Linked DNA regions of Homo sapiens: region 1 is linked to region 2. A link is an interaction called in ENCODE POLR2A ChIA-PET data of the cell type or tissue named here. Cell type or tissue: GM12878. All regions are shown on one strand. Links, peaks and the distances in the headings refer to the core of each region. The heading gives the core; the rest is flanking DNA. Region 1 overlaps CHCHD3 (coiled-coil-helix-coiled-coil-helix domain containing 3). Region 2 overlaps CHCHD3 (coiled-coil-helix-coiled-coil-helix domain containing 3).

Region 1 (15,659 bases), core at 6,991-9,490, 84 kb before region 2:
TTTCGAACACAATAAAAACATGCTCCTGGGGGGCTTCCCAGAAAGTTAACCTTCTTGATTATCTTCGTGCTCTCTGAAAGTGGCCACCGTGTACATCGGGGGGACCCTGATGTGGGTCGGGGAGAGAAGCAGGGTGACTGGGAGCAGTAGAACCAAGGGAGGGTCTGGTCACAGCTGTGAGCTAGCCAGGGGACTGGGGTCACCTACTGTTTCAATGGGAGCAAGAGAAGAGGGGAAGGGGATCTCTTTTCAAGGCTTCCATCTGATTCCCACATCATCTTCCAATTTGTTCTTAAGGCTAAAGATTCATTCCTAGGGTTGGTCTGATGAGACCTCTGCCAGGTAGCTTTGACCTATAGGGAGTGATAGCTCCCCATCTCCCAAAAGATGGAAAACAAGGACTTGGCAGGACCTCTGAAAGGTCAAAGACCTTTAATGCAATTCAGGCCAATGGGCTCTAAGAGCAATGGTTTTCAAACTTTGGGTACAGAGTCTCCTGGGAAATTTGGTCAAAGTTCAGATGCCCAGGCCTCACCCCAGACCTTCTGAATCAGAATCTCCAGGGATGGGGATTGGGTGGGTACATTTTAAGCAAACCCCTCAGGGGATTCTGATGCTCACCCACATCTGAGATCTGACACGACAGGAAAAATACCCTGGTTTTGAATTTAAGAGTGGGCTGTTTGGTCTGGGTTCTGCCCTTCTACAGATCATTTAAATTCTCTGGAAGCTAATTTTGCACATGAAAAAAATGAGGTTGGGTTATATGATCTCTAGGGTCCTTTTAGCTCCAACAGCCTATAAGTCTATTAAATCATTTGCATCTAATGTAGAGTTCATCTGAAAACAATGATAACATACAGCTTGCTCTGGCAATAGGTTTTTCTTTCAAGAACCTTGATTTTTAAGCAAAAGCTACTACTATGTTTTCAGGACCCCTTCATACTCAAAATATGTCACAGACTTAGGAGCAGAATCCTGGTCTAATATAAATACAGTTCACCGGGGAGATGAAATTGTCCTTCAGAAGGCGGACAGAAATTGTGCCAGGGCAAATTCCTCCATATGCACTGATCTTGAGGCTTTGACTTAGGAAGCCAACCAAATACTGGAGATGTCAATGATATTTTAGAAACGAGACAACGGGGTGCACTAGCCTTAAGTTGGAGAGCTGTCACATTAGGATCTAGCCTCATTTACTGGGTCCTGACCCCAAGTTCCTCACTGTGGCCAGGTTCCTTTCTGATCTCTCCAAAGAGATCAGCAGGAAGCATGTAGGTCTGAGGTGGGGCTGTCTCATTTACAAGACGTCCTTATTGTGAGCTGAACTAACTGTTTGCGTGGCTACTGTCCCACTGCCTGCTTACTGACTGAAACTTCTGCTATGGTTTGGGGGACCCCTGACAGACTCATCATCTAACTGCAGGTCCCACACTGACCTCTGTCCCTTGGGCATCTCCTGGGGTTGGTCCTTGCCTCTGGTCCCAGTTTGCCCTTGGTTGTCAGGCTCCAGGTTCCTGGCTTCCTGCTCTGTTTTCAGAGTCACACTTCCCATGGTACTTCACAGGATGAAAGGCATCACGATCCAGGGGAGGCTTACGGCTGGCTGGAGGGAGCCTGCATTTTCTAATGGCCTTTATTAGCCGGCAGGGTACATTCTGCCAGCCAGTGCAGAGACAGCTGTTTTTCACTTCACTGACTTTGGAGAAACTGTGAAACTGTTTCTATTCCCTCCCAGTTCTTTCTGCCACCTTGGCTTCCCCAGGGCTGTCAGGAGTGTGAACCTCAAAGAAAGGGTACGTAGCAGTGGGAGGCCAGGCAGCAGCAGACCAATCAGAAATGCAAGTGTTCTTCTTGAGTGAACGTTTAAGGTGGACAGCAAAATTTAAGAGGCGAAGGCACAAATACTGGAGGTCTCAAAAGGAGAGGTGCTGCTTGTACCAAATAGGCCATGTCTCTTCATCTGAGTGCGCCTATGAACAGGCATGCTTATGCACACCATCTTTTGCTCTATATACTTCAAAGCAGAATCAGTCCTAGAATAACAGAGCTAGATGGCCCTCATGGATCACCTGGTTCAAACCTTCAGTTTATCAAAGCAACTGAAGCTCAAGTCACTATAATTAGATTAGGATTGCAGCAGCAGTATTTCCTATAAACCCCACCCTCCCAGTGAACACAAAATGTGCCAGAAGGGTCCAGCCAGCTTCTGCATTTTTCTGTCAATAGCAGCAGGGCTGGGAAAAAGCTGAAATGCTTAGACTAGCAACTCCCAATGCAGCCCAATTCTACAAGTAAATAGTAGAGAGGTGGTATGTCCCAGGGAATGGTCCCAGACGTAATGCAGATCTGACAGCAAACCCTTTCGACACCCTTCCCCTTTTTTAAAAAACAGAACTTGGGCACATTTTGGTCTACCCATGAGCAAATACTATTGGCTTCTCATTCCCGCTCCTTTCCATTTCTCCTGTAAGGTAGGTGGTGTGCATAAGCATGCCTGTTCATAGGCACGCTCAGAGGAAGAGACATGACCTATTTGGTACAAGCAGCACCTCTCCTACCTTAGGTAGGTGTAGCAAGATAGAATGGGAACCAGGTATCAAAGGTAAGAAGAGGTAATCCAATCTTGCTGAGCTTGAGAAAGTTATGAGGCTAAGCAGATATGAGAAACAAAAGACACAGGACTATGTATCAATCGATGTGCTCCTTCCTTTGTAAATGCTGTATCTCATACAGCCAGCCAGCTGGTAGCTTTTAAGTCTTAGAAATAATAATTAGAGCTATTTAATATCTCTTTACCCTCATGAAGAGCACATAAGTTAATACACAAGAAATAATAGCCTAAATGTCTCATGTCAACCCATGAGAAATTGTTGAAGAACAGCTGAAGAAACACTGATATGAATAAGTGGATAAATAAGCAGAGAGGAAGAGTAAGGCTAAGGAATATCCGGAAATTTTCCTAACAGTAAAACCTATTAGTCTCTAGAACAATGCCCCAGGGAACCCGTGAAAGGCCAATCTTATGAGTTATTTAAAAGTGGAGTGGACTTAGCCATTGGAATTATTCCATGGGGGAAACCCTTGCACTGTGTCGGATATGGACAACACTGCCTAATGGCTTGTTGTCATGTATAGTATTTTCCATGTTTAGCATGTCCAGCTTGTTCTCTGGATTTAACAGGAAACATAAGAAGAAAATGTAAGAAGTTGGCCCATGAGGAACTGCTAAAATAGGCAGTCGGGACTACGTATCTTGCCGGAGTCTCTTAACAGGGGCACAGCTGGGGTCATGAGGTTAGCCTAAATTCACAAGGAGCAAAAGGACAACCTGGTATTGGAAGGAAAGTAACTGCTCATGAAACACTGATAGAAGCTCCTTCTGGCCACTGTGGCGTGATCTTAAAATGGGCCAGTGCCAAGTTGCCCCTTTCATCACGGGCTTCATCAACCCACTCCCCATGTGTGACCTTCAGACTCTGTCCCCCGCTCATTAGATCTTCCACATTCTGTGTCCTCCCTTTATCGCTTTCGCTCTCACTTTCCCTTACTGCCTTATTTCTGCATTAGTGGATGATGGATGGATGCCCCTTCACAAACTTACCCACTCAAAAACCAAATGCCACTTATGTATTTTGAAATTTTTTGTTTTTATGGCAAGGTACATCTTGGTCTAGCTGTTAAATTCACTATTGTGACTTCCCTGAGTTTCAATGCTCTCAACTGGAAAATGGTGAAAATAAAACCATCTCTATTTACATCTCAGGTTGTCATAAAAAAACAAGTAAAAGAATGGATGTGAAATGACCTTGCAATCCTAACTACTGCCGAAATGTAAGGTGGTGCAGGTTCTTGGTTCTCGTCCATTTCAATGTTGCCCATCTCAGGAAAAAAGGTTTGAGGGCTTCTATCTTTTTATTATTAACTTGTATTATACACCTCCTAATAACTGAATATAAGAGCCACGAAAACAATAGATACTCCAAACATACTAGCTGAACATAAAAGATTGGAGAGTGAGGGGGAAAAAAGAGGGTCTCTTTTGAAATCATTAATAATAATTTGATGCTTTTGGCTGACCTGTTTAGTAAATTTCAGCACAATAATGCAACTGAGGAAAGAAGGGGAAAAATAAGATTTACTGAATACTTTATATAAAGGTAATCCTCACAACATTACCCCAATTTACAGATGAGAAAACTCAAGCCCCAAGGTCACAGAGCTGGTAAAAGGACAGGGTACAAACCCAGGTCTGCCAGATTCAAACTCACTATCGCGCCATGTGGCGTATTTGCTTTTGTCACAAGTTAACTTTGCTTTATCCTATAAATATATACCATTGATGTCACAAGACTATATGTAGATAATTCAACACAACCCAGACAGGCAGGATGGGGTCAGCACTCCCAATGCCCCTGCAGCTGCCACTGTGGTAATGTTACAAATCACATGGTACAAACAGGCACGTATGTTAGAGACCAGCATTGAAACATACACTTTGTCACAACCACTCTTTTCCACTGACCACCAGCTCAATAAGGCACTATTATCAAGTTAGAAAAATCCATGAATCAACCTACGAGTCTCAAGTCCTTCAGTTCATATTCATATTGAAGGCTGGGGTTTATTAACAGCATATCAGAAGCTGTTTTCGACAAATAAAACGTACTAACTTAACATTAGCAACATTACCTGTACCAAAGACCTTTAATGAAAAGGATCCCTGGCATACTACTAAGAGTTATACAAGTGCAGCTACAAGCAAGAAACAGAAAAAAGCTGCCAGCCACTAGGCTTTTGAGGACAACATAGGCTTTTAATAAATCTTGATTATATTCTTTCCACTAATGTTACTTTATTTTCCAGCTATCCAGATAATACTAACCCTCCCGTCGGATATTTGTAGAGTATAAAAATTTTACACCAAGTGATATTATTATAACTACATCAAATTAGACTGCAGAAAGGCATGCTGTGTAACTTAAACACTAGATTTAGTTGGGTTAGAAGGTCAAATCTATGGAGTTTGTCAGCAGAAGGAATCAACGTTTCCAACAATTTCTGCCTCTCAGAACAACCATATCCAACTGTTAAATTGGTTAAATGATAGGCAATTATGTGACCTGCCAGAATTGATAATTTGCTTCAGGGTTTATCATTAGCTTTCTAAAGTACATAAATTAGAGAAAATGCACGTCCTGTGAACATCATATTGTTCTGATATGAAGGGTCAAGAGAAGAATATGGCTATGGTCTATAAAAGCAGTGGAAATTCTTTTTAAAATGCTATCTCTGGTTTCCCTTTCCCTGTCCAACTAAGTGAACTCTATCAACTGGTGGAAGCGTTGGACAGTGACTGAACGGTGGTGTTTTGTTTTTTTTTTAACCTGGCCCTCTGCCTACCTACGGCTTATGGGCCCAAAGGTGCCAGCTCTTAATCTGTATCCTCTTCGCTAGCTCTAAATATTGGCCTAAAAGTATGAGGAATGACCTTGGGAACATTATTATTAGAAGACAAAAGTTCAGGGCAAGTGGAAAAAAGTATAATTGTAGTAGAATCCTTTTTTCTGCAAGTAAATGAGTTGTACATAAGGAAGATATGGGCTCTTTGACAATGATCGGACACAAGTTATGCCCTAATCAACTCATTACAGTAATTCTTGATGATGATGACTAGGGCTTAGAAAGCTTTTTCACACACAGTGGCCCATTTAGTCCTTACCACTGCCCCAGGTCATCCAGTTTTCAATTTGCCCAGTGCCCCCAGTGGCCTGGCTGGCACACCTACCTGTTTGGCATGATTGACACAGTGCATATACTGGGTGGCCAGAGCGGAGCATTTGAGGGTCTGGTGGGTGTTCTCACGGTAACACTGAAGAATTTTGGCCTGCAGATCAGCACAGACTGGATGAGACTCATATCGCCTGAAAACAAACACAGGGACCGCTGAGACCAATGGTCTTCATTCAGAATAAAAATCAAGGTTAAAGAACACATAAAACGCACAGTAAGACACAGATGTTGCAAATGTAGAAAAAGGTTTAAGAGAAAGAATTTTCCTTAAACTTCAAAGATAGCTAAATTTTTCCCATGATAAAAATGACAAAGGGTAAATAAATTCTAAGAAATTAGTTCCACTAATTGACACTACTGTGAGTTAGTCTGGACAATATAACCATCCCTTCCAAACCGAAACCATATCAACATGCCAGAAACTTGGAAGCCCTAAGTTCTCTCTTCCATTCCCATATCCACTTGGTCACAAAGTTGGAGATCCCTACGGCCTGGTCCTCCTGCTCCACACTCACTGTCGTTACATTGCTTCCAAGTGAGCCACATCCTGAATTCAAGAAACAACCTCCCAGCTGGTCTCTCAGCTTTGACACCCTCTACTCCTGCCTGCACACACCTTCCAGAGGGTTCTTTCCCATAGGAAATCGAAGATGGTCTCTTTTCCCAGCACTTTCTACACAAAATACAAGGCCAGCTGGCTGGTCCTTCTTGACCAGGTTCCTGCCTACTCTGTGGCCTTCACCCCCCAACCCTGCACACAGCTGAAGCCTGGACAAACCCAATTCAGGGTTTCGTTCTTACACTTCTCTTCAAGTCTAAGCTCATGCTGCTCTTGCTTCTGGAAATGCTCTACGCCCAAACTCCCACCTATGCCTCTATATCTGGAAAAAACCTACTCATCCTTTGATACTTCACTCAAGTGTCAGCTTTCATTAGCTCTCCACCCCCCAACCCTGGTACAGTCTATCATTCCCTTTATGGTGACCCCATTGGTCCCGTATTCACTTTTCTTGCCATGCATGTGACACTGACTACACCATAGTCTAATACAATTTAGCAACCTACATTTACTAGAATGTAAATTCCAAGGACTGTGACTTATTTTCTTTGTTACCTCAGCTATTAGACATCGGAACCCTACAGAAGTCATGTAATACATTTACTGAATGAATACAAATCGGTGCAAAGAAAACATTTTAAAGTCCCCTGGGTTAAAATTTTGCTACTTATACTTACAAATCTCAGATTTTAGTCAGATTGCTTCTGTGAATATGTGAGACCAAATGTAAATGTTTCCAAAAACCTTATAATATATGCTTGAAAAATGATAATGAACCAAATGAGTTATACGAATGAAGGTAAAATATTCTGATTAATACGGCAGGGAAGTTTGGACTGCAAGGATTAAATACATACAGAGAAAAAAAGCACAATATTACTACTTTTAATCTTGAAATTCGTGTTTTTTCAAATTAGTCTTAATACAAGAAGCTTCCAGTCTTATCACTTCTATTTTTGAAATTTAAATTTGTTATTTCCATAGTAATCTTGAAATCACATTATTTTAAATTTAATGGGTTCAAACAAAACCCCTAGAGAACACAGGGGGAATATTTCTCATCAATAAGGAAACGCCTGGGTGATGATTTGTCTCATTATTTTTATCCAGTACACTAAGCTAATATATATTTTACTAGAATAGAAATGCAAAGCATGTTGGTGGTTCCCTGACTTCCTACTATCCTCTAAAGAACACAGACATACAGAGAAAAAAAAATGTTTCAACAATTTTTCTATAACATCACTTTTACTTTTTCATTCATTACCTTACTGCTTTGTCAAATACCTAAGAACAGAATTAAATAGAATCCCAGGAGTTTCCATGCTTTAAGATTTCAAACTTCAGATGTCTGTGAATTTTTCTGGACACAGATTTCCCTAATCCTTTACCACGAACATCAGGATTTAAAAGGAATCAGCCGTGCTTCAAAGAGTATAGGCACAGATACCACTAAGTGACTAATTATAGCAAGACCTGCATCTAGATAAATATCGAATAAAATATGATTAAGCATCAGATCAGCTGAACCTAGCAAATACATGACTAATGACTAATAGCTCATAGGAAAGCAAGGTTACATTCTATCCTAGTGTTGACAACTGATCGTGTCTCCAATGTGTCTCAGATTTAAAAGCAGGGGGAAGGAGGTGAGGAGGGAAGGCTAGAACAACCCTGACCAGATATGCAGCCCTTCCTCATTAACATACGGGAAAAGACTGTAAAAATGAGCATCCACACACTGCATGTCATAAAGAAGACAGTTTATTTTTTCCTTTAAAAAGTCTACTCACGATGGGATAATTCACCTCATGTTATGGACTCCTTAGAAAGAGGTAGTTTAAGTTGTAGATAAGCATGTATCCTGGGTTGAGCTATTAGTCATGCAAGTTAAAGTCCATGCGTTATTTATGATTTGAAATGTGTCAAAATATACTTTTATCACCACAAATCAATACTACTCACTTCCAGGGCTCTTGATTTCCTGTTTGGTGATCTGTTCTGTGTGTGTGTGTGTGTGTGTGTGTGTGTGTGTGTGTGTGTGTGCAGTCATCCTCTGAAATTCTTTTTGTACACACTTCAATCTGTATTAATGATTTGATGGTAGAAAGAGGGGAAGAGGAATGGAAATCAGCATAATTGTCCTCCAGCTCCAGGAGTAGACTCTGGGACATTTTCTTGGATTAATCTGTAAGGGTAAAGGTTTGCCTCTGTATTGATCTGTAAAGCTTGTTATACTGCCCTAATGCACTGTTTTCACTTTGGGAAAATGCTAAATGAGATTGCTGTCTAACATTAGAAGGCCATAAAACACAAGCCATGGCACCTTCCATTCAGGATAAAGGTTTCAAAACATTTCCAATATGCATTATGGTAAACCCTCCATATATTCATAGAGTCAGCAATTGACTTTTATTGACTGCTTTCATTCCTGCTGATGGAAAAAGCCCCTATTAGGCAAAAATAATGAAAGGCAGACTTTCAAGATACCTAGGAAGGAAAATTAAGTCTTAGCAGCAAAGGACGATTAGACAAGTTAATTTCTTTGTATGTAAGGAAGAGGCAAAGAAATGGTGAATGACAATGGTAAGAGAAGGATGAAATATAGATTTGGAAAACTTAAAACACTAATAAAGAAGTGGGAAGATCTAATAGTTACTCAAAAACATGTTTAGCAAGAAGAAATCGGTGGAATAGAGTCAACCTTTGAAAATATACATGTAACAAAAACAAGAAAAAAAATCCAGTTTTGTGGTCACTTGAAATTACTGGGAACCTTTCATGGATCCTACCATATGTATGCACATCTCTTTTCTTTTCTTTCTTATACTCTTTTACTCTGCTCTTCCCTTTCTCTCCCCTCATCTCCACAAGCACTAGCAGCCCGCCCTCCCTTTGGCCCTCCCTACCCCACACAGTGGCACCAAAGGCCCAAGGGGTTGCTGACAGTACCAAAGGTAGAACTGGAGTCCCAAAGATTTGACCCCAGAACAAAATCAAAAGAAGCACTTCTGGTAGATATTCTGTAGCCTGTCACCAGTAAAACATTCTTTGGCTAATGTTTAATGTTAATATTCACTTAAAAGGCATCTAAAAAAATATATATCCAAGTATTTTTTCTCCTTATACTAACAGGTCTATTGTAGAAACTTTGGAAAAAGAAAAGAATAAAGATACACATTTAGGCTGTTTCTAATTTTTCACTGCTTAAAAAACATGGTGAAGGACATAAATTATTAACTACCATTTCTGATTATTACCTTAGGAGACTTTCCTGTAAGTTAAATTAACTGATCAAAGAGAAACGAAAACAGTTTTAGCAAAAACAAAGCCAAGGGAGTATTCAGAAGTCCCCTCTTAAGACTCTATAACACAGTTACACTCGGTTATCTGTTTTAAAACTATCTGTTGGTTCCACTGCTGCCTCTATTTTCAAGTCTTAGAACCTTCTTTGATGTGGGTCTGAGCTTTACATTTCAAGAAAACTACTTACCCATCTTTTTAGTTCTGCTAATATTAATGGTAAGGATAATAAGGTAACTTCAGAGAAGGAAAAAATGTGGAGATAACACTCCTCACACCACTCTCCACTCAGAAGGCTAAAAAAATCATGTAATGACAATCAGTTAGCAGCCACAACTCCCAAGGCTCTAGAGGACACTGAAGTCACTCATTACGAGTCTAGGCATGCAAAGAAAGGATCCTTTCCCTGTACCTGAACCAGAAGTATGCTGAGAGAGTTCTACAGATACTATGATGAAATACCAGAGAGAGGGAGAAGAGAGGGAACAAGAAGGAAAGAAGGAGGGAGAGAGAAAATGAAGATGAGAATGGCTGGTGTTAAAAGGAGAATTCTATTTTTTTTTTAACAGGTTCTGATAATGCATCCTTCATGGGATCAGGTGGTCTCATAAAACCATATTTTACACTAAAAGCCGACACACAACACAGTCAGGGAATCAAATCTTTAGGTCTAATTCCTATAGCACAATGCAAAAACTTTAATTTTTTCTCTACCAACTTTTCATTAGCTGTTAAACCCAGTGATCAGGATTTCTGCTTTTCTTTTAAAACACAAAACTAAAGCTACTAGGCACATTGCCAATATTTAAAAATATGTAATCATTCACTTTTGTTTTTCTCATCACTTATAATTAATCTATCGTAAAATGCAATATGAAGGAAGAAAATATTTATCTGAAATGTACTATATTAACTTTTTATTTTTAATTTTACCTTAAATCTAAATATCCTAATATTTGTTTTCAGAGTAAAATGTAGTCTCTAATTATGCAAGATCTGAAAAATTCAATTTTAAGCTTTCCTGACATTCTTAATAACTGCTAACCATTTTATTAATGACATTTCCATTTGAGCTGTAATCAAATTTCCACAATTACACTTCAGAAGTCCCTCTCTAAAGTGGTCCAAACAGCTCCAAAAGCTGCCTGCTTTGTTTCCATTTGTTTTCATATACAATTTGAGATGCTATTTCTTTTGATTACTAACATGATGAATGTTAACTAATATGTTTTCTACCATCACAACACAAAATGCCAAGCAGCCTCCACTGTTACCAGAGAAAGGAATGCCAACCTGGACATCACCTAGCTCAGTACTTAGCTCAACGAACCAGTCACACTGAGAGCAGACTATGACCTGTAATGAGGGCCATACTATTTAATCAAATAGCTACAGCTTGGGCTTTAAAAGAAAAGGTTAGCTTTGGCTAGCTAGAAAACAGAGCATATAAAATTCTATCCTATAAACCCAAGGTTTGAAAGAATAGTTTCTATCTGAAAATACTTTAAGACTTAACATTTTAATTTTAATCCACTGTTGACTTTGGAAAAAGATGTCAGGTTCACAATTCCACAGTCAGATCTACGTGGGGAACGTGACCTGGAGGGCAGGAGGGGAAAGCACTGCCAGCCTTCCACTCCAGTGTTAGGACCCTGAGTAAAAGCCCTAAACCCAGGAAAATCCAAAAGAGAGGACCTCTGGCCACCTATCCCTGCTAAAATGAGCAACAGTACTCTATATACACAGATACACAGTTCTTATGCCAATAGGCCTCATACACCCTAAACAGATGGGTACAAACATACCAAAGTGTAAGGTGAGCAAACAACTTTTCAATTTTGCAATATGTTTTTCTTTTTCAATAATATTGGGTCCTTGGAAATGATGGGGGGCAGGGTGGAAAAACCTAGGAGAGCAGGACTCTAATAACATGTGGCCACGTGACAGCTGGTAGGGGTTGGTGTCTTCTCTGTGGTGCTCAGGGGAGAGTAACACACCCTGACACGATGGGACTCCCCTGCTGCCTGGTTTCTTCTCAAGCCACAGCTCTCATTCTACCCTTCACAGAAAACCCTCTTGGGATCTTGCCAACTGCACCAAACCCTGAGCTGGATCCCACTGTATGGGCTCACCCAGCACAACTGAAGAGCTGGAGAGTTCCTATTCCTCATTAGAGGTCTGAACTTAGGAAACTGGGTCTCCAAAGAATGAGGGTCCCCAGTTTTGTTTAGTTGTTTAACAGGTGGAAGGATTTGGGAAGTCAGACATTTGGTATGAGGTGGAAGAAACAAGCCATTGGCTAATTTTTACTTTCCACCATATCTTGGTGTTCTTGACTTATATTTGGGCTACATATCGCTAAAAAGGGAGATAAAATTTTTACTTAATTCTTACTTAAAAGATACCAGGACTAAGAGGCAATAATTGTACAGAGTTTGGTGACTCAACATAACTGATGGCAACATGAACTCAATCTGGAAGGACCCCAAATAAACTTCCAGATCACATATAATTTAGAACAACCATGTACTCATGGGATGCTATTTTCTCAAGCCTACAAAGTCTTCTCAACAGGCAAAATTCTACAGCTAACAAATTGCGCTTTCGTCTGGGTGGGAAGCCTTTATTTAGAGAGCTATAAGCCATCCCTCCCTCCCTTTCTTTCTTAACAATGCTTGAAATATTGTTATTGCTTAACAAATGTCAAATAATAACGCTGTAATAAAAACAAGCACTAGTGGGTTAACAATGCAGTTTTCTAGCAGCAGTTATATAAAGTATTCTGGGTAGAACTACCTCCTAGCATGCACATAGTGGGAACAGAATAAAATCACAGCCCATAGAAGTAGCCCTTGGTTATAATAATTGCAAATTTGAAGATTATTCTCTTTGTCCTTTCAAAAGATCCACAGGTATTGGAATGAAACTGTTAAATCCGAATCTCCAAAGGATATATCAATGTGTGAATGAGACCAAGTAATCTTAACACAGACCAAACTTTTTATTTGAATATCTCAATTAGGTTTCAGGGTCAAGAAAAGCATCGTTATTATTACTATTATTAAATAAAGGCATGGCATTTACTCTCTCCTGACTTCGTAAAACAACTGTTTAATTACATAACAGAAATATGTTCATCATGAGCCATATACAATGCATCAATCATAGATTTTTCCTTAAATAACTATTTTCTTAAATATCTATATAATGTATTCTACTTATGGTGATACCCTCGAGGCTTTGTGAGTTATTTCCAATCCCTCATGATGCTACTTTGGAATGTTCATCAAAATTGGTCTTAGGATTAAAAACATGAGGGTTGGTTGGTTCATTTATTCCTTTATCTACTCAGTCACTCCCAAAACAGAAGGAAGACAGGAGGAACTGGGATAAGTTGAGGAAAGCAGAAAGATATTAGGAAGCAAAATAATCTATTGGAACTAGAGGAGAAAGGGAAGGAATACACTCTTCCCGGTGGTGGGTTGCTGTGCCCAGCCAGTCCCTCTGTTTTTTCTCCACCTGCACGAATCTGGCAGGTGGAGAAAAAACAGAGGGATTGGCTGGGCACAGCAACCCACCCACTGGGAATGACGAGGGAGAGAAATGGGGAGTTCAAGGCTGGGAACTAAAGCAAACTATGACATCTTGTCTTCGAAGGTAACTTTAATTTCAGGTTCTTGAAGGGGTGGTACTGCCTTTATCACCCATTTTTCCTGCAGAAAACCTCATGTTTAGAAGGTAGATAACTGGAAATAGCCAACACGGGAGTCCCCAATGTAGCCAAGGGACAGGGCACCAGGCCTGGCAATCTACAAGGTTTTTCCAACAAAGGATACTAACAATCAACCTAAGACTTAATGAGAAAACTGAAGGGAACATCAAACATACCCTCCCAGAAATAATCCTTCCCTATTTGGAGAAATACATACTTCATGGACCTTCTTATATCACTTTCCTCAATCTATTATAATAGCTTACAATCACAGACTCTTGCTGTTGGGTAGTATGCAAGCTGCGTTCTGTGCAGAAATATAAGTGGGCACACATTCATGCGGAGCTTCTATTTTTAGGTGATTATAATTTTTCACAAAGAATTGCCCTTTGGGATGAATTTTATATGCTCATTCTCAGCTGAGGGGTGACTCGGGTGGTGCGAAGTTTGGTGAAATTTCATTTGAGTAGTCCATGCATAAAAATACATTCCAGTACCCCTACCTCTTCCCTGCCGTGATCAAATTTAAGAGAGTGCTTTTAATACCAAGAGAAGTCAAGAACAGTTTAATTTTAAAAATTTCAAAACTGTCACATATCTCAATGAGGACTGTGACACATTCTAAAAAACTAGGTTAAGACCAAAATTTAAGTTTGTGGTGAGAGAGCGTGTTACATTACTTTACGTGATACACTTTTTTCTACTACATTTTAAAAGCAAGATCCAAATACCAGATACACACTGGAAGGACTGTGTCTGGCTCCCTTAACTGAAAGAATTGCAAATGTATTTATTTTAGGGACAAGTGAAGAAAAAAAATTATCCATATTGATTTGCCCTTTAAGTGTCAGAGTGCTAAAAATGAAGAGTGGCGGGAGCAGCAGTGGGAGGAGGGGTAGAGTCAAGCCTTTTGTCTGTTTTCCATCCCTATCGGTTACTTGAAGAGGAGAATGCTTAGGCACTGCTACTGGAAGAGGGAAATCCCAAAATGGGGCCAATAGGCCATGCTGCCAAACTTCCTTGGATGCAGTGCTGCGAGGCAGAAAGAATGTCATGTGGACATCAGAGCTGTGCCACTGTGTACAGACTAGGAAGGGGGAGTAAAGGATGTGCAGGAACAAAGGGGAGGGGAGAGAATACTAAATACTCCCCCAAGAAACTTATTTACTGGGGGAGAAACATACACACTCATAAAGGTCACAAGTAACACAAGGCAACCGAAGTGTCAAGGAAACAGTACAGGCAGTATACACTACAGCTGTTCTGAGGGCATAACCATTCTATTGTGCGTGGACAGTGTGGGGGAAGGGGTAGTCTGGGGGGGTTCCAAGGAAGAGAGGAGATGGGACTTTAAAAATCCCACAGAGTGAAGGGCAGGACTGTAAGACTCAGAGGGCGTTTGAGAGGATCTAGGTGAGCTGAGGTCCAGGCTCAATCGAGTCTGGCATATTCAAGGGACTCAGGTTGTAGTAGAGGGTTGGAAGGGTTGGGTAGTGCTAAGAAGGGAGGGGCCGGGATATGGACAGTCTGCCAAGAAGAGACAGCACACCTAGAGTCTATCCTGCAGGTGTTGACAAGCCACTGGCCTTTCTAAATGAGAGGGTGAAGTTATAAAGGTACCATCTTGAGAAGGCGGATCCAGTGTAAAAATAAATCAGATGGATAGAAGTGGAACTCCATGGCAGAGAGGTCAGTGGAGCAGCACCCAGCTATAAAGATGAAACAAGCTGATGAAGAGAATGATCCGGCAAGAATGGAGGCATGGAAAGCAAGGATGGAATGATGTGGTAACTGAGAGGACATGGAAGTAAAGAAGAGGAAGGACTGAGAGAATCACAGGATGGCTTAGGCCTTGGGGATTTAAAGAATAAACATGCTCGAGTAATGACAGGAAGCTCAAGTGGAAATGACACCTCCTCACCACGATCTAAAGCGTGGAGTTGGAGCTCAGCATGATGGCAGGGCTACAGCTGCAGTGTCAAAATGCCCTGCAAGATGTGGTGGGGAGCATAGAGGCAAAGGGCAGAAAGGACAGCAGAAGCTTGGGGAACAGTCCATACCTGGGGGTGACAGGGAAGGAAGATGGAGCAGTAGGGGAACTGACCGTGGAGAGAACTGGTGTAACACAGCATCACAAGGCTGGGGAGACCAGAGTTTCACGACAGAGAAGACAGTCAAAAAGAAGGAAGACTGATAAATGGCCAAGGAATGTGCTCCATAGCAAGCTGGAGAAAGAATCTGAGCAGAGAGCGTGAGGCAGAAGCCAGGTAGAAATTGGTAAAGAAGAAAGTG
Region 2 (15,659 bases), core at 5,740-8,239:
AATGAGTGGTGAATGCCAAGGACTCCCTCTAGTCCCCAAAATTCTGATAAGAATGACCAAAGTTAAAATCCTATCTTAGTCTACACGGACAAATTGGATTTAGGTTCCCTTCATTAAATGCCAACCTTACTGTGCAAACTTGCTTTATATGCCAAATTCAGATGTGGGCACTTCTATTTGATGATGTTATGAGCTAATATTATTTGCAAATGTTTTAATGACCAAATATATCTTTTTAACTGAAGCTAATGTGTTGAAACGTAATCCTTACAGACGCACAGCTGTCTCATGGTCTGAACATAAAACTGGGATTGAAGAGCACTTTCTAACAGAAGCACTGCAATTTCCTTTAAAAAATTTAATATTCATGTACTTTAATTTTTCAGTCAGTAAAATAGGAAAATACGCATTGGCTGGTCTGCCTAAATGAAGTACATTTGAAATTTATAAATAAGCAAGATGTCAAGAAGCAAAACAATCACTAACTTTGAAATTGGATGTGAAGAAAATTCAAAGGATTTAGCCAATTTCAATCTCATACGCAGGAAACATAATGATTTCCTGGCTGTAATATTCTTATCAATAGCAAGAAAGGAGCTCAAAGAAAGTAAAGTGAGTAAATAATTGTTTTTCAAATAAAACAGCCTGCTGAGCCTTCCTAAAATGTAAAGAATCTTTAAAAGTGGAATTAATTTTCCCTTGATTTCACAATGCTTTATTTCTTACCTTGTCTTTACATATTCAAGTGGCATATCATTTTTTAAAACCATCAGGGTAAACAGAATCTAATTATTTTATTGTGTAGCCTTTCAAAAGGTAAAGGAAATGTGAAGAGTTGAGAAAGTATGCAACCCATATTGTTGGCATCTCAGCACTTATGATCATTACAAGCACTCACAAAAAAGCAATACTGGGCTTTAAAGCTGCACTGTATATTTTCTCTTTCTCAGAGCCCTGGGGCTATCACTGCAAAGCACAGTAGTCCATTCTAAGCTCTGAATAAAGAAAAGGAAGAGATCATTAAATTATAATTTCCATGCACAATTGGTACAAGTATTTCCTACCAACAGGATTAATATGAAAGCAAGATCCCAGAATAAAGCTGCTCAGCAGAGAGGATGGCAGTTTAGTGTCTTGTAAATTTGATTTTACTGAAAGCCCTGACACATCATAATAGTGAAATCCTATTTACTGTAGCAAGCAGGATGGATAATGCTATTTAATACCGCTGTACTGTATGCCATCAACTCACAGCTTTGTACTCCATGTTCTCATCTTACCTTAAGGTTAATACTTCTTGACAGCCTACATGGTAAATAGAGCCCCAAATTAAGTGCTGATCCCATGATTTGCAAATCTTTCCTCTAAAGTTAGACATAGAAAAACTGACTCCAGTTAAAGGGATCATTTTACCTGGATGCACTTTTAACAGCTCACCCTAGAAAAAAAGTAAGTCTCATATCCCTAAAGCCAGATTTGAAAAGCAGCTCAAGGTTACCTAAACCACATTTCCCATTCGAAATTTCAGAGAGGTTAACAGAAAAGCCAACGCATTTTGAGGATTTGTTGAATAATGAATTAAGGATAAGACCCCCATATCCTACTATACTGTATTGATATTTTTCCCCAGAGCACAAACTAGGGAAAAAAAATATCTTGCTTGCTACTTTTGGAATATCTGCAATAATAAACTTCCTTTAGGAAAGCAGGTAGATTGTAAAATGGTTCCATCTTTGCACCTAAGTTATAAATGTGTCAATTATGTTAACAAAAGATATGCTGATACTGGGCCTTATTCATTTTTCTACAGAACAATTAACATCTAAGTGCATTTACTTAAACTATCATTACTTGTTGATGATAAAAAAAATTGAGAGTAACTCAATGTACACAATCCAAGCCACTTTAATAAAACCTCTGTTGCTTGTGACATTACAATTAAAAGTGGTGTAGGCTTCTATTAACTTCAACATCCAAACCTGTGGACTACAGAACCTCATCTCTGTTTGTGTAGCTCTCGGTAACTATAGAAACCACAGGGAATCTGCCCTGATCTCCACATGAATGAAGAAGCCAGTACAAAATTTCCCAGTGTCAAAGGAATAGTCTATCTCTCTAGGTTGACAAGTGCAAACTAGTATAACCCACGTAGGCACATCTACCAGGAAGTTACATTTTTAACTCTCATGTTAAATTTACTCTGTCACATTGCAGGGCCAAAATGAGTTAACCACATCACCTAAAATCATTGGCAACTGTTTAGAAAGCACGTCGCAGGGGGGAATATCAAACGGTTTCTTAATCCCATAAACCAAGTTTAAGTTATCTCCCCATCTCCAAAAAACGACTGTTTATATTTTAGTATCTCAGATGTCAGTAGACTAATTGTGAATCCATCCTGCATTAATCCCTTGAAAAGGTTGATCCAGCTTCACTCACTGAAATATTTTACAATGACAGACTTCACCTGGTAGTAAAAATACATAATTTCTTCCCATAAGAAGCACTCTGGGCTGACAATAACCTGTTCTGTTGTCATTTCTCATTATTATCATTGTTGGCATTATTTTTTCCCCAAGCTTCACACAGAGGAGCACAGAAGCAAAGGTACTAATTGAGAAAGAAGAAGTCACACACAATCAAAAGCCAATTAATCATACAGATGAGCCCAACACTTTATGATGCAATAAAAGACATGTCATCTGCCATAAGTGAGAGACTTTTAAAAATTGCTCATTTGATGTAAGCATGACCTTAGAATTTAATTAGCAACTCTCTCCACAGGTGACAAACTAGTAATATACTTTTCTTCTTAATGGCAATTTATTTTTCACCATTCTCTTTGTATTATTCTCTTTTGCCCAGCTTATCTAATTCTCTCTCCCTTTTAATTCTGTGAGATTTCCTGCAGTCTGTATGCAAATTGCTGCTGAAATCCAGAGGTGTCTGAAAACTGAAAGCAATCCATGCCACACTGGCATTTATGATTCACCAGATAAGGGATTCAGGTGTGTCTAAGACAAAGTTTCTGCCTTCGTGGAACTTCTACTGGATGACTGGGAAGGCAGTCATGAACAAGTTAACAAATAATGAGTAAACTAATTATAGATCTGGAAGAGTGCTTTCAAACAAATAAATAGGTTGATATGACAGTTAGAGACAGGGTTCAGAAGTCTAGTTTCTGATAGTCATTAGGAAAGCCTAAAACTTGTAAGGGAGTCAGAGACAGCTATTCAGAGGTGGGAAACAGCATCCCAGGGAACAACAAAGGCAAAGATCCTGACATGGGAAAGAATTTTGAAGGATGGTATACACTTAGCAGATCTTCAATATAGTAAGCACATGATGAATAATAGGTAATATGTTTATAGACAAGGAGGCATCTATTTGATTATATGCCATGGAAAACTAACCTAATAAAATTAGTCTTCCATTTTTTACATACAGCACATAGAATAATATTTTAAGTGGCCCATCTTACAAACATATCTTCATATTTAAGAATGCAAATAAATTGTAAATGCAGTGGGGGGAGGTGTAGGGAGGAGTTCTCAAAGAACAAATGCATGCCACATCACTGGGTTACTCAACATTGTATTATACCTAACTAAATTTTCTGATTTCCCTCAGCTCCTCAAGCCAAGAGGGCTTCATGCTGAGCCAAAACCCCATCATTCTTAGGAAAGCCAAGAGCAAAGTGGATGCCATAGAGCAAATCAATTCAAATTCATAATGGAGAAGTTATACATGCAAAACACATTATCAAAGAGCTCAAGTCTTCAACATGTCCTGGGGAGACAAGGCCCTTCATCCTGGAAGACCCATGGGAGACTGTGGCTTCTGCCCTCTATGACACGATAACCACGGTCCTACCCCTCGCTTCCCTCCCACAGGACCAACAGACTCCTGAAAAATACACATTTTCCTGAAGAACACACAACGATCCAAACTCTGATGAAATAACTATCAGAACACTTTGTCAAAAGTAAAAAAAAAAAAAAAAAAAAAAAAAAAAAAGGTTTGCTTTCTTTCCAGAAGATGGAAAGAGATGAAAAGATGGAAGGCAGTATTAATCAAAGTATGAGCAAGTGAATGAAGACCTCAAGAAGAAATTTTTAAGCTGCTTTAATGACTATAAATTTCTTATTTCAACGTGAAAGAAGCACAACTCGATATTAAAATAACTCTTAGGGGTATCATGCTGTAATCGCTAGGTAATAAGACCTTACTTATTCTTTTTTGGTCAAATTTTCCCAGGAAATGTCAAATTCTGGGAGAAAATTATGCATTTTTGAATGCTTAACACTTTTAGGTTATGAGGTAGCATTAATCAAATCATAACGTCAGGACCCAAAAAGTTGTATTAGAAGCTGGTAAGAGCTAACTTACCACACAAAGAACTAATGCTACAATCAGCAGGATTTACATACAGAATGAACATCTTCAAGTTGGTACTAGACAGCAGCTAAATGCTTAAGCATGGAACCTGGCTCAAATCCAGATCTATCATATTTTGGCTGTATGTTCTTAGGTGAATTACTTTAAGCCTTCACCTAAACAATAGGGCGCACAGCCACACAGGGTTGTTGGTAAGTATAAAATGAGACAATCCATGCAAAGTGCCAATCACAATGTAAATGCTCAGTAAATGTTATCATCAGCATGTTAATAAGGATGCTATAAACAATAACAAAATATTCAAAGTTAAACTTGACTTTCTCCCAGGATAGAATTAAATTATGAATTTAAATGGCTAGTGAAGAAGATACTAAACATTTGTGTGTATTTTAAAACTATACACTAATTGCATAAACATAACTTCATAGTATAAGCTTAGAAAATCTAGGATTCATTCACTGTGCTATTTGTAGAAAATACAGAAATATGCAAGTTATGGAACCTCAAAAACAAAAGAAAAAAATAGAAAATACAGAAATATGAAAATTAGCTCTGTGTCCTCAGGAGTGTACAAGATAAACACACATAACTAATCACAAGTATTATAAACAAAATGTGGCTATCATAAAGAGGTATAAAGCATTATGGACATATTTGTCAATTATACAACAAACAAAAATAAAGTTGGGAAAACAAAAAAAACAGAATTCCCTGTGAGACTTGGAGACTACTTCGTAGAAACACTTAAGAACCTTCTCTTTGAAAGCTGTTCTCAACTTCCTCTCATGAAATCACCAACCAGGAATTAATACTATCTATGTCTCTTATACCAATAATCAGGAATTAATACTCTCTAAGTATCTTTCAATTAGGCAAGACACCTAAATGTGATATCTCTAATGTTCACAGAGATGCCATTGATAACTTAGCAACATTTGAGTATGAAATAAGGACTTAAAAAATCTTTTCAAATGGCTTTGACCTTCTCTCTCAGTAAAGTGTCGCTGCTTTTGAAAACTCATTCTAAAAAGGGTGAAATCAGTGTCCAGTTAAATTACACTTATTACTCCTAACAAGTTAGTGAAAGAAGAAAATTATATCAGACTCCTGGGTGAAGTGGCCAATATAAATACCTGGGTAGAGGGAGTTCCATTCACACATGGGAATTATCTAATTAACAAGCAGTTTATTGAAATAGATCCAAGAGGCAAATCAAGCTGTATTACAGAACTAAATGTACTTCACATGTTCAGTGCACTTTGATTCATACTCTCAAAAGAAATCTGCATCAAGCCAATATAAATGAATAGTTCAAGTCATCAAAAAGTGATAACGTGTACAATTGCTGTGTTAATCTAGTTGATGCGCAGATGGTAAGGTTATCTCAGGAATCTCCCTCAGAATGATTCTGTAAAAGACTCGTTGATGCAACATCCCTCTCCATTAATGATACACCATCTGGTATCTACTTTATAGTTTCATCACTTCATTTAGTTAAAAGAGGAAAAGATATGTGCTTATGTCCACTTTTAAACCACAGGCAACCTGGATTTCCTAGTAAGTTAGATGATTCTGCAAATTATATTAATATTAGAATCATTTCTTACAATACGAATTAATGGATTCAGCATTTTTACACTGTCTAATACAAAAGTGTGTGCAGAATTCCTAATAGAAATAGTTAGACATTGTAATTCTCACTGCCATCACAATACAGAAGAAAATCTCTTTACAATCTTTTGCATTACGCCTAGAAAATACTTCATCATTAGAGACCTAAATGTCTCTCACATATTCCTGGAAGAAATCCAAAGTGACAAAATTCAACTTGAGTACTTTGAGAATGACAGTAACAAACAAAAACAGGACTGTACAGAAATGTGCAAAAGACACAAGGAAGTTGAATAATATTAATTCTATGATTATCGTTATCTTATACACAATGGAAAGTAAGCAAATATTCTTTCATGGCAACAGCTGATATTTGTTAAGCTCTTTCCAGCTTTCAAGGGGCTTTTACACACTCATCTGATCTACCCCCAATCACCATGAAGATGAGCAAGGAACAGAGTATATCCCCATTTTGCAGATAAAGAACCAGACACCACAAGGGATTAGGTGAATTGCCGAACAGCCACATGACAAAAGCATACCTTCTGACTCCTTGTCTAACATTCTTTCTTTTACTTAATGTGGAGTTATCGAGTATTAAGTAACAGCAGTGTATATATTCCACCTTAGCTTTCTAAGCTCACTGGTGCTTCTCAGATTTCAGTTTCAACTGTAGGATGACCACTTCCCAGGCTGATCTTCAAAAAGGAAAACAATATATTCTATATATATATATATATATATATATATATATATATATATTCACAATAATTTGATCTTATCATATCGTGTCTATCTAATCTTCTACCACTTGTTCTACTTGGTGCCAAAAAGCCTAACAGTTTATTTGTTGAGCAGTTGTTGAGCAGATAAGTTCAATCTGCCAGAAACAAATCTTCTCAGACGTTTGTACCAATCAAATTGGTGAGTCTATGAGAAATGGGAGAATATTTTTCAGTGCCTTTTCTTGAACCTGACAATAATTAAAGGCAAGTTTATAAGGTACCTAACATAGTAAAACCTGATGACAAAGAAAACTGTCATTGGGTGAGGAAAAGCAGGTGCCAAGTATATCACCTCAAAAACTTTCACTTTCACTCATTTAACATTTACTAACTCTGATATGGTTTGGCTCTGTGTCTGCACCCAAATCTCATCTTGAATTGTGATACCCACATGTTGAGGGAGGGACCTGGTGGGAGGTAACTGGATCATGGGTGTGGTTTCCCCAGGCTGTTCTTGTGATAAGTGAGAGAGTTCTCAGATCTGATGGTTTAAAAGTAGTTTCCCCTGCACGCTCTCTCTCTCCTGCCACCATGTGAAAAAGGTGCCTGCTTCCCTTTCACCTTCTGCCGTAATTGTAAGTTTCCTGAGGCCTCCCTAGCCATGGAGAACTGTGGGTCAATTAAACTTCTTCCCTTCATAAATTACCCAGTCTCAAGCAGCTCATTATAGCAGTGAGAAAACAGACTAATACAAACTCTAAGCCATGTACAATGCTCTAGGTATAGAAGTAAAACAATTAGTGGGTGAATGGTTACTCTGTGCTACATACTATTACAGGTGCTTTATGAGTATTAGCTCATTTAACAAGTGAGGTAAGTACTATTAAATCATCACTTAATATATGAAACAACTGAGAGGAAAAATAAGATGCTCCACATTACACAGCAGGGAAATGCCAGGTCAGAAATTTGAATCCAAGGCATCTGACATCAGAGCCTTGTGCTCTAAATCAGAGTTCTGCCCACTACAACGAGGGAGCCAAATCAGGCCCAGTACCTGTTTTTGGTTTTACATTTTTAAGTGGTTGGAAAAAAATTTAAGCAAAATTTTGTGATGTGTGAAAACTATATGAGCTTCATACTTCAGGGTCTTTCAATTAGAACAGAGCCACACTCATTCATTTACAGTTGGCTTTCTCTGATTCCACATTACAAAGGCAGAGGTGGGGAGCTGCACAGAAACCAAATGTGGTGTGCAAAGCCTAAAATATTTACTATCCAGCCCTTTACAGGAAAAATTACTGACATTCTCTAAACCATTTCACTTTATGCCTATTCAACATCTCTACTTCAATGTCTTAAGTGTCCTGAGCTTAACATATCCACAATCAAACTCCTGATTTCCTCCACCACCAACATCCCAATCCATATCTTAAGAATCTTCACCTGTGGAAAAACCTTCTAGTTATAAAAGCCATAAACCTAGAGTTTATTCTTTCTTCACTCATGTTCAAAGCCATCAGCAAATCTGGTCAGCTCTACCTTTAAAATACCGAACCACATTTCATTACTTCCCCTGTCGGCACTCAGACCCACACCAGTCATCCCTTTTCCGAATTACTGCCGTAATTTCTTACTAATTCTCTGTTGCTTCAACTCTTGCCCAACACAGCAGCCAGAGGGTTCATCTGCTCCCAAACCCCCCAGCCTTCCCAAACATGCCAAGTTCACGCCTGCTTCACGGTTTTGGCAATGGCTTGCTTCCCTATTACCATAGGCCTCTTCCCAAATGTCATCTCAACAGAGAGTTCTTCCCTCTGTACCCAACTCCATGCCTAAACCCCAGCCCTGGGACTCTCTTTTCCCATTTTATTCCTCCCGAAATTATCATAACCTGCCATACAATATGTATTCTGGTTTTAATTGAATTTAAGCTCCATGAAGACAGATGTTTACCTCATTTTCTTCACTAGTACATAGCTGCTGGCACAAGACCAGGGTGCTTAAGTAAATATCTGCTACATGAATGAGAAAATGCTCCCTACATTCAAGAGGTACTCAGTTCGGTAACATATGGAGACAGCAAACACATTTAACATATACATAACTGTACTGAGTGAGGGTTAATAGTGTATTTCTTATTTTTTCCTATTTTCTTATCAAATAACATTTTCAACAAATAAAATTTGGAGGGTTTCATTCAAAAGAGAGAGAGCTTACTCTGCAACCTCATGGTCTATGTATGAAATTAATCTAGATAACCAATCTACTTTATTGAAAAGGGCACTGATAAGGTGCTCAAACTCTCATTCTTAAACTCACTGCCTTCTTTTGTCCATCTCTGTCCAATTCTAGACCCATGCTGACTTGACGCCGTATCTCTTTTCCTTCTCCTAACTCATGTTTAACTTCTGCTATTCAGCTCCTATCTACCTCTCCTGAAGGAGACATTCATTTCTAAACTACAAATGCAGTGAAACTGAGTTTTCAGAAAGAAGATATATCCTGCCAGGTGCAGTGGCTCATGCCTGTAATCCTAGCACTTTGGGAGGCTGAGGGAGGCAGATGACTTGAGGCCAGGAGCTCAAGACCAGCATGGCCAACATGGTGAAACCCTGTCTCTAATAAAAATACAAAAATCAGCCAGGCATGGTGGTGCATGCCTGTAATTCCAGCTACTCAGGAGGCTAAGGCATGGGAATCACTTGAACCTGGTAGGTGGAGGTTGCAGTGAACCAAGATCATGCCACTAGACTCCAGTCTGGGCGACAGAGTGAGATTCCATTTCAAAAAGAAAAAAGCAAAAAAAGAAAAGATAAAAGAAGATAAATATATCCTTTAAAACACTACCATTTTTAAGAGTGTACTAAAGTTTAGTCAATGTCTGGGAGAGATAAGAGTAGCAGTGTACTGTCTGACCTGGAGGCTATGTAGATTCTAAACATATAAGAAAAGTATTTGCGGTAGGTCCCAAGTGGTAAAATGCATCAGTGAACAAATAACGCAACCATTCCAAAGTGACCAAAGAAAAAATGACATTGTTACAGAGGACGAACTAACTACCTGCTTTGCTTCTTCACTTCCTGGCCACTTTACAACCAGGAAAAGCAGTTGAAGTTCTAATTTATTAATTTTTAAATAAATATACAAGAAAACAGCAGATGTGGTAATAGAATCAATGATAAAAAATAGTCATACCCTCTCCTCCAGTCTAGCCAGCTGTTCTTTGTAGAATGCATCCTGCTTCTTTAGCACTCGGTCTTTCTCTTCCAGCTGCCTAGCCTAAAAAAAGAAATGAGGAATATACTATATCAAGAAAAAGCAGCAACAGCAAAGCAAAAGTCAAGAATAAATTGCATTAGAAATAAGAATACAAATCTGAAGATTTTTGCAATCTATTAGGTCTCTGCCATAGAAAAACATTAAGATGATGATTGCTGTATTTAAATGTAAAGAAGAAGTCCGCATTGTATTTTTTTTCCCGCTGTAACAGCTGTGTCCTATTTTGTCCAAATATATTAGGAAACGTCAGAATACAGCACATAACAGACTCTTATTTAACTTCCCTATCAAAGAGTAATTTCAAGGATTAATATTTTGTACAATGAAACTTTAATTTTATCCTGGGCATAAGATACATGGCTCTTTTTTGAACAAAAAAGTAATGCCTAAATAACATTTTGTACATAAATCTTGTGTTTAAGAACAGTTAATTACCTGCAAATAAATACATACATTGTTCTATTTCCCTTTATGTAAAGAATTAATTGTTATGGAAGAGTGGAAACAAAAACTACCATAATTGTTTATTTCAATAATTCAAAATAATCATAATAAATAACCATATTTAAAAGTAATTTTAAAAGCTTTAGTTATTGTACTTTCAATTTACAAGATTTTTTAAAACAAAATCAAAACAAGTATAATATTTTTGGTTCTTTAAACAATGATGAAGATGGCTACTTACCGATATTTTTCAAGATTTGTAAAAAAAAATGCATTTCTTAAACTAATGTTGGTATCTTGAATATTATGTTTAATTGGCCTTTATCTCTGAGGGATGAGACTTTCCTATATCACTCTGAGTTAGATTTTGTTTTCAACATATTTTTTGCTCAGTGAATGCTGAATATATGCCTGACTACAACTTATAAGAAAGTGTGTGTGTGTATATATATGTGTATATATGTATATATGTGTGTATATATACATATATATACACACACACTATATATAGATATATATATTTTTGTGTGTATCTTTTAATAAACAAAGTATATATATTACTTTTAATATGTAAAGTGTATACATTTCTTTAATTGTATGCATCCAGCCATCCATTAACAAGTATATATTTAGGCATTCCCATCCTTGTGCTATTTCACCAAAATTCTTTTGCTAAATGATCAAGTATTGTCTGTTTCAGATGTCAAGGTGCCTGTCTACTCAACTATCTGCTTAGTTTAGGTGAACTACTTGCACATTTATAGGTTATTGTTTTGCTACTTACTTTGTCTTCAATATCCTGCAGCATGTTAAAAATAAAATAAACAGTTATTTAACAACATAAGTACTGTTTTTTCCTAATTTCACACACACACAAAATCTGATGGATAATATTTAAAATGCAAGCCAAAGAAGGTAATGGAGAAAAAATAAAAAGGAAATGCTTAACTTGAGACACATTTTAATGTCACTATGCTGTTACAGTTTGAATAGAAGATTTCAATGAAAAGTACATGCTGCTTGGAAGCATATGAATAAATAAAAACAAATACAATGTTAAGATTAGATTAAAGTACATTCATATACAAGTATATAATCTATGGCTCCCTGGTACAACATAGTAAAAATTTTATTAGACTGTTAAGAATATGAAACAAAAAGTAAATGAATTTCAAATCTAATATACATGACTACATAATCTAAAGAGAAAAGACCTCTTTAAATTCAACATAAAAACCCAAAATATAAATAAAGAAAATGAAAAAGAATAGACTCATAAGAAACTGCATAAAACAAAAGCATTATAAAATCCAAAGAAGAAGCAAGTAACAAAAACAGGAAAAGAAATCCCAACATGTAACTGGGAGAGTTAATGTTATTAACATATAGAGCACTGAAAAAAGAAGCCTCATCCCCCACTCCTCTCCCCACCGAAAAACAACAAAAGAAATATACACAAATAAACTAGAAATCAACACACGAAAAATACAAATAATAAACACATGAGAAAAACCCAACCCCACATCAAATCAGATAATACCAATTAAGGTAATATGGTGTCATTATTCATCTACCAATTAACAAAAATGTAAAATAAAAATACTCAATATTGGCAAGGATATAAGAAAATAGGCTCTCCTATACACTGCTGGTCAGAATATAAATTGGTATACCCATTTTATAAATCAACTGGATAAAATTAACAAGTCTTTAAAATATACCTATGTACCAGATCTAAAAACTCTACTTATGGTACTCAAGTACTATATGCAAAGATATTCATTATAGGGTTGTTTAAACTTCATTACAAGGTTGTTTAGAATTGCAGAGAAATAAAAACAAACCAATCCAATGGCTAAATGAAATATGTACTCAAAGTATACCACTTAAAAAAGAAAAAAGAAAAAAAGCTATATAAAGGCAGTATAACCTCTTTTTTTGTAAGGAAGACGAAGAGAAAAAACAAAAATAAAAAAACAAAAACAAACAAAAAAGCAGAAGGATATTTTACAAAATGTCAACAGAGGTTACAGCAGACTGGTAGACTTATGGGCGGTATCTATTTTCTTATTTTTGCTTCTTTATATGTTCAGAATTAAAAAGAAACATACTTTATAGTCAAGGGGCAAAAGGAAGAAATTTTTTAAGGTGAGCAAATGAATATGTTTCTTGATTGTGGTGGCGGTTATATAATTACATGCACTTGTCAAAACTCATAGAACTGTATATCAGAAAGAATGAATTTAACTACATAAATTTTAAAAATGAATATAAATTAAGTATACTAAAATTTATAATAATAACTATAAATGTGTGAATGTGTGTATAAATCATTATTATCATTAATCTTCTTATGTGGCCAATTTCACTTCCAGGCATTCAATCCTAGCAAATATTAAAATATAAGAGTATTTACATCTAAGAAAATGCAACCAGCATTATTTAAAGCAACAACTAAGAGTGAACAATAGATGTTTGGGTAAATAAGATATAATCTGACAATAGGATATTGATTATAAAGATTTTGATCCAGCCATATAATCAAACAGTAAGAGTCCTTGAAAGCTGATATCGTAACAGAAAATTAATTTTTTAAAACTCAAAATATTAAGTGAGAAAAAAAACACGTCATAAAATAGCATGTGCCCTAAGCTCCTAATTTTGCATGAGAAATGGGGGAGGGAGGAGCAGAAGGGAGGGACAGAGAAGGTTGAGTACTTGTTTATATGGACATGGAAAAAAGTGTAAAGTATGGTAAGATGTTATAGTAGTTATGATATATGTAGTGGGATATATTATTTGGACTGTTTCTTATTTCCTATAATGAACAGTTAGTACTTCTGTGATCAGAAAAAATCTTTTAAACATCAATATTCCATATGTTTACACTTGACTATGAGATGGAAATGTAGCACTGAGGGCATCTAAAAGAGTGAACCTATTAAATAATTATATTAACAATTCAAAAAATTTAACAACTTGAACAGTTATAGATAGCATGGAAATTGTATTACCTACTAAATCCTGAATGTATCAGCACCTGGTTTTCTCCCCCATTCAATGTATGGCATTATCTACCCTGGCTATTAAAACACTCATACTAGGTAATGTTCCCTTTGTTCACAAAGTGAGATTTTTTAAAATGCAAAAAAAATCATAATGGATATTCCATTATCATTATTTAGAAAACACTAAGAGAATTCAACACTTGAGCCTGCTGAGGACACCGCATCAATCAACAAATTTAATTTTGAAGAGCTGATTACAACCTAAATAAAGGGTGTACAGCTATATGCTCACTCACTTTTCTAAGATATGATCCTTGAAAAAGTTTAAAATAACATGTCCAAAGCTCAGATGTGTACACTAAAGACCAAAGAGGGCAATATTTCCTAAGACCCAACACCACCAAGTTATAGGCCAGCAGCACACATCTTTCCCTGGATTGCAAACAGAATCAATAGTTTGAGATCCACTGGGAAGAATAACAAAGTAAGAAACATGGCCACAACACTTTAATAGCACATTGCTTTGAAACAGTTAATATGATGCTAGGAGGAAAAGTCACACGATATGAATCCTGAAACTTAAATAAGCCTAGAATACATTGACTAAGCTAATAGCTGCTGAGGATGGAGAGTCACATTCAACTTTAAAAAAGTAGTAAACCTACTGCAAGGAAATGAAACTCCGTAGAGCTCTCTAACAGAGAATCACTGTAAATGAACAAATAAAAACAAAGAGGACTACAACATTATTTATTGATATAGAACCATATCTTGGGAAAAAATAATATAAAACATTTTTCCCCATCTACTATTTGCTATTCCTAGAAGAAATATGTATTGAATAGTTTTCAGATCTTGCCAGATTCGGGATAACGTAACTGGGCTGGAAAATGTGACACAATGTACTTAAGTGGATCATTATGGAAAACTAGAATATCCTATAATTCAAGAGAAACAAAGAAAATATGGAAATCAAGTTTAAGGAACCCAACACGAACATTTTGATGTCTTAACTTGGTGTTGATAGCTAGATTAAAAGTGAAGTACGTATGTTTACTTCCTTAAAGACTTGTCTCTTTTCAGAATAGACTTGAAGGGGCTTTACAACAAAGGCTATAATAAAGTTTATACAAGAGAAAACTGGGATTATGAATATAACATACTGGGCTGATAGAAACTTTACCTTCCCATGAATAGTCCAGGCTAAATCTTCATAGCACACACTTTTCGGCATTACTACGCCCTTTTAGCCCTGGTTGCTCCTGGGGACTCAAGTGTGGCACCAACTGCATGGCATTGGGAACTCGGTGACAACACAACCACTTAGCACAGATAATGTACTGTTACTTTGTATATCAAGCACAAGGCATTTTAAGGCAAGGTTCTGTGCTATGGGCAAAGCTTGTATATTTTAAATGACAAAGTTCCTTGAAATGTCAGTATTCCATTTTTAATAGCTCAGGGTAAAAAACAAAGCAGGTACCTACTCAACTTTCCATGAGATAAGACTATGAAGCCAGAGATTACTAGGATTTAGAAAAGGCAACAACTCTCTTAACAATATAAACAGGACATCCCTGTAACCATATATCCTTTCATTCTAAATCTTTTAACAATCTGAAGCATACATATAAAGAACTGAGAAAGACTAATCTTTCACTATAATATGGATAATCTATGGTAGGCAAAATCTGTTTTACAACTCACATAGGCAGATGAGCAAATAAGAGTAGGAAAAAGAGCTTTATTTCTTGTCAAAACTACATATGAGGTGCAATATATACGAACCTAAGAAAATTATATGCTGACATAAAACAGAAAAAGAACTGAAATATCAAAGGAGGCCGAACCATAAACTTGTAAGGTAATATTGCATTTAGAAGCTGTAAAACATGATCACTGTGAATATCAATTAGCTGTTAACAGAATAATTAAAGTAGCCATGTATTCAATTAATTGAATTCTAGGCTTTTGTTAGGAGAAATTACATAGGGTTCAATGAGTCTTTACCAAGTGGCATTAATACACAAAGTATTATACTTCCAGCACTGTTTTCCAAACCATATCAGAGGGTGACCTTCAGTAGGGTAACTCACCTAGGTGAACTTAAATGATGTCCAACCTATTATCATACTTTTCAATGACTATTTGGAGGCATAAACATCAGCTATAAGCAGATCCCAGCTGGAAA

What was found. Peaks named below come from ENCODE experiments on the same cell type or tissue, not always from the same donor. Only the 100,000 strongest peaks of a DNase experiment are listed, where the experiment ranks them.
Region 1: POLR2A ChIA-PET joins it to region 2 with 5 read pairs; 2 of 35 experiments call an interaction of 5 or more read pairs at or near these places.

Annotation. Positions count from the first base shown.
Region 1 is chr7:132,790,654-132,806,312 of GRCh38, forward strand. It overlaps CHCHD3 (coiled-coil-helix-coiled-coil-helix domain containing 3), which reads right to left. Exons shown (of 8, transcript NM_017812.4): 7 at 5,789-5,924. Among named protein-coding and RNA genes, the nearest start is that of FLJ40288, 150 kb to the left of the region's middle. In GM12878, for the core only: no CTCF peak of the experiment used is centred there; no DNase peak of the experiment used is centred there.
Region 2 is chr7:132,875,730-132,891,388 of GRCh38, forward strand. CHCHD3 (coiled-coil-helix-coiled-coil-helix domain containing 3) reads right to left here. Exons shown (of 8, transcript NM_017812.4): 5 at 9,933-10,016. Among named protein-coding and RNA genes, the nearest start is that of MIR3654, 150 kb to the right of the region's middle. In GM12878, for the core only: no CTCF peak of the experiment used is centred there; a DNase peak (open chromatin) is centred at 7,192; H3K27ac peaks cover 1,224 bases.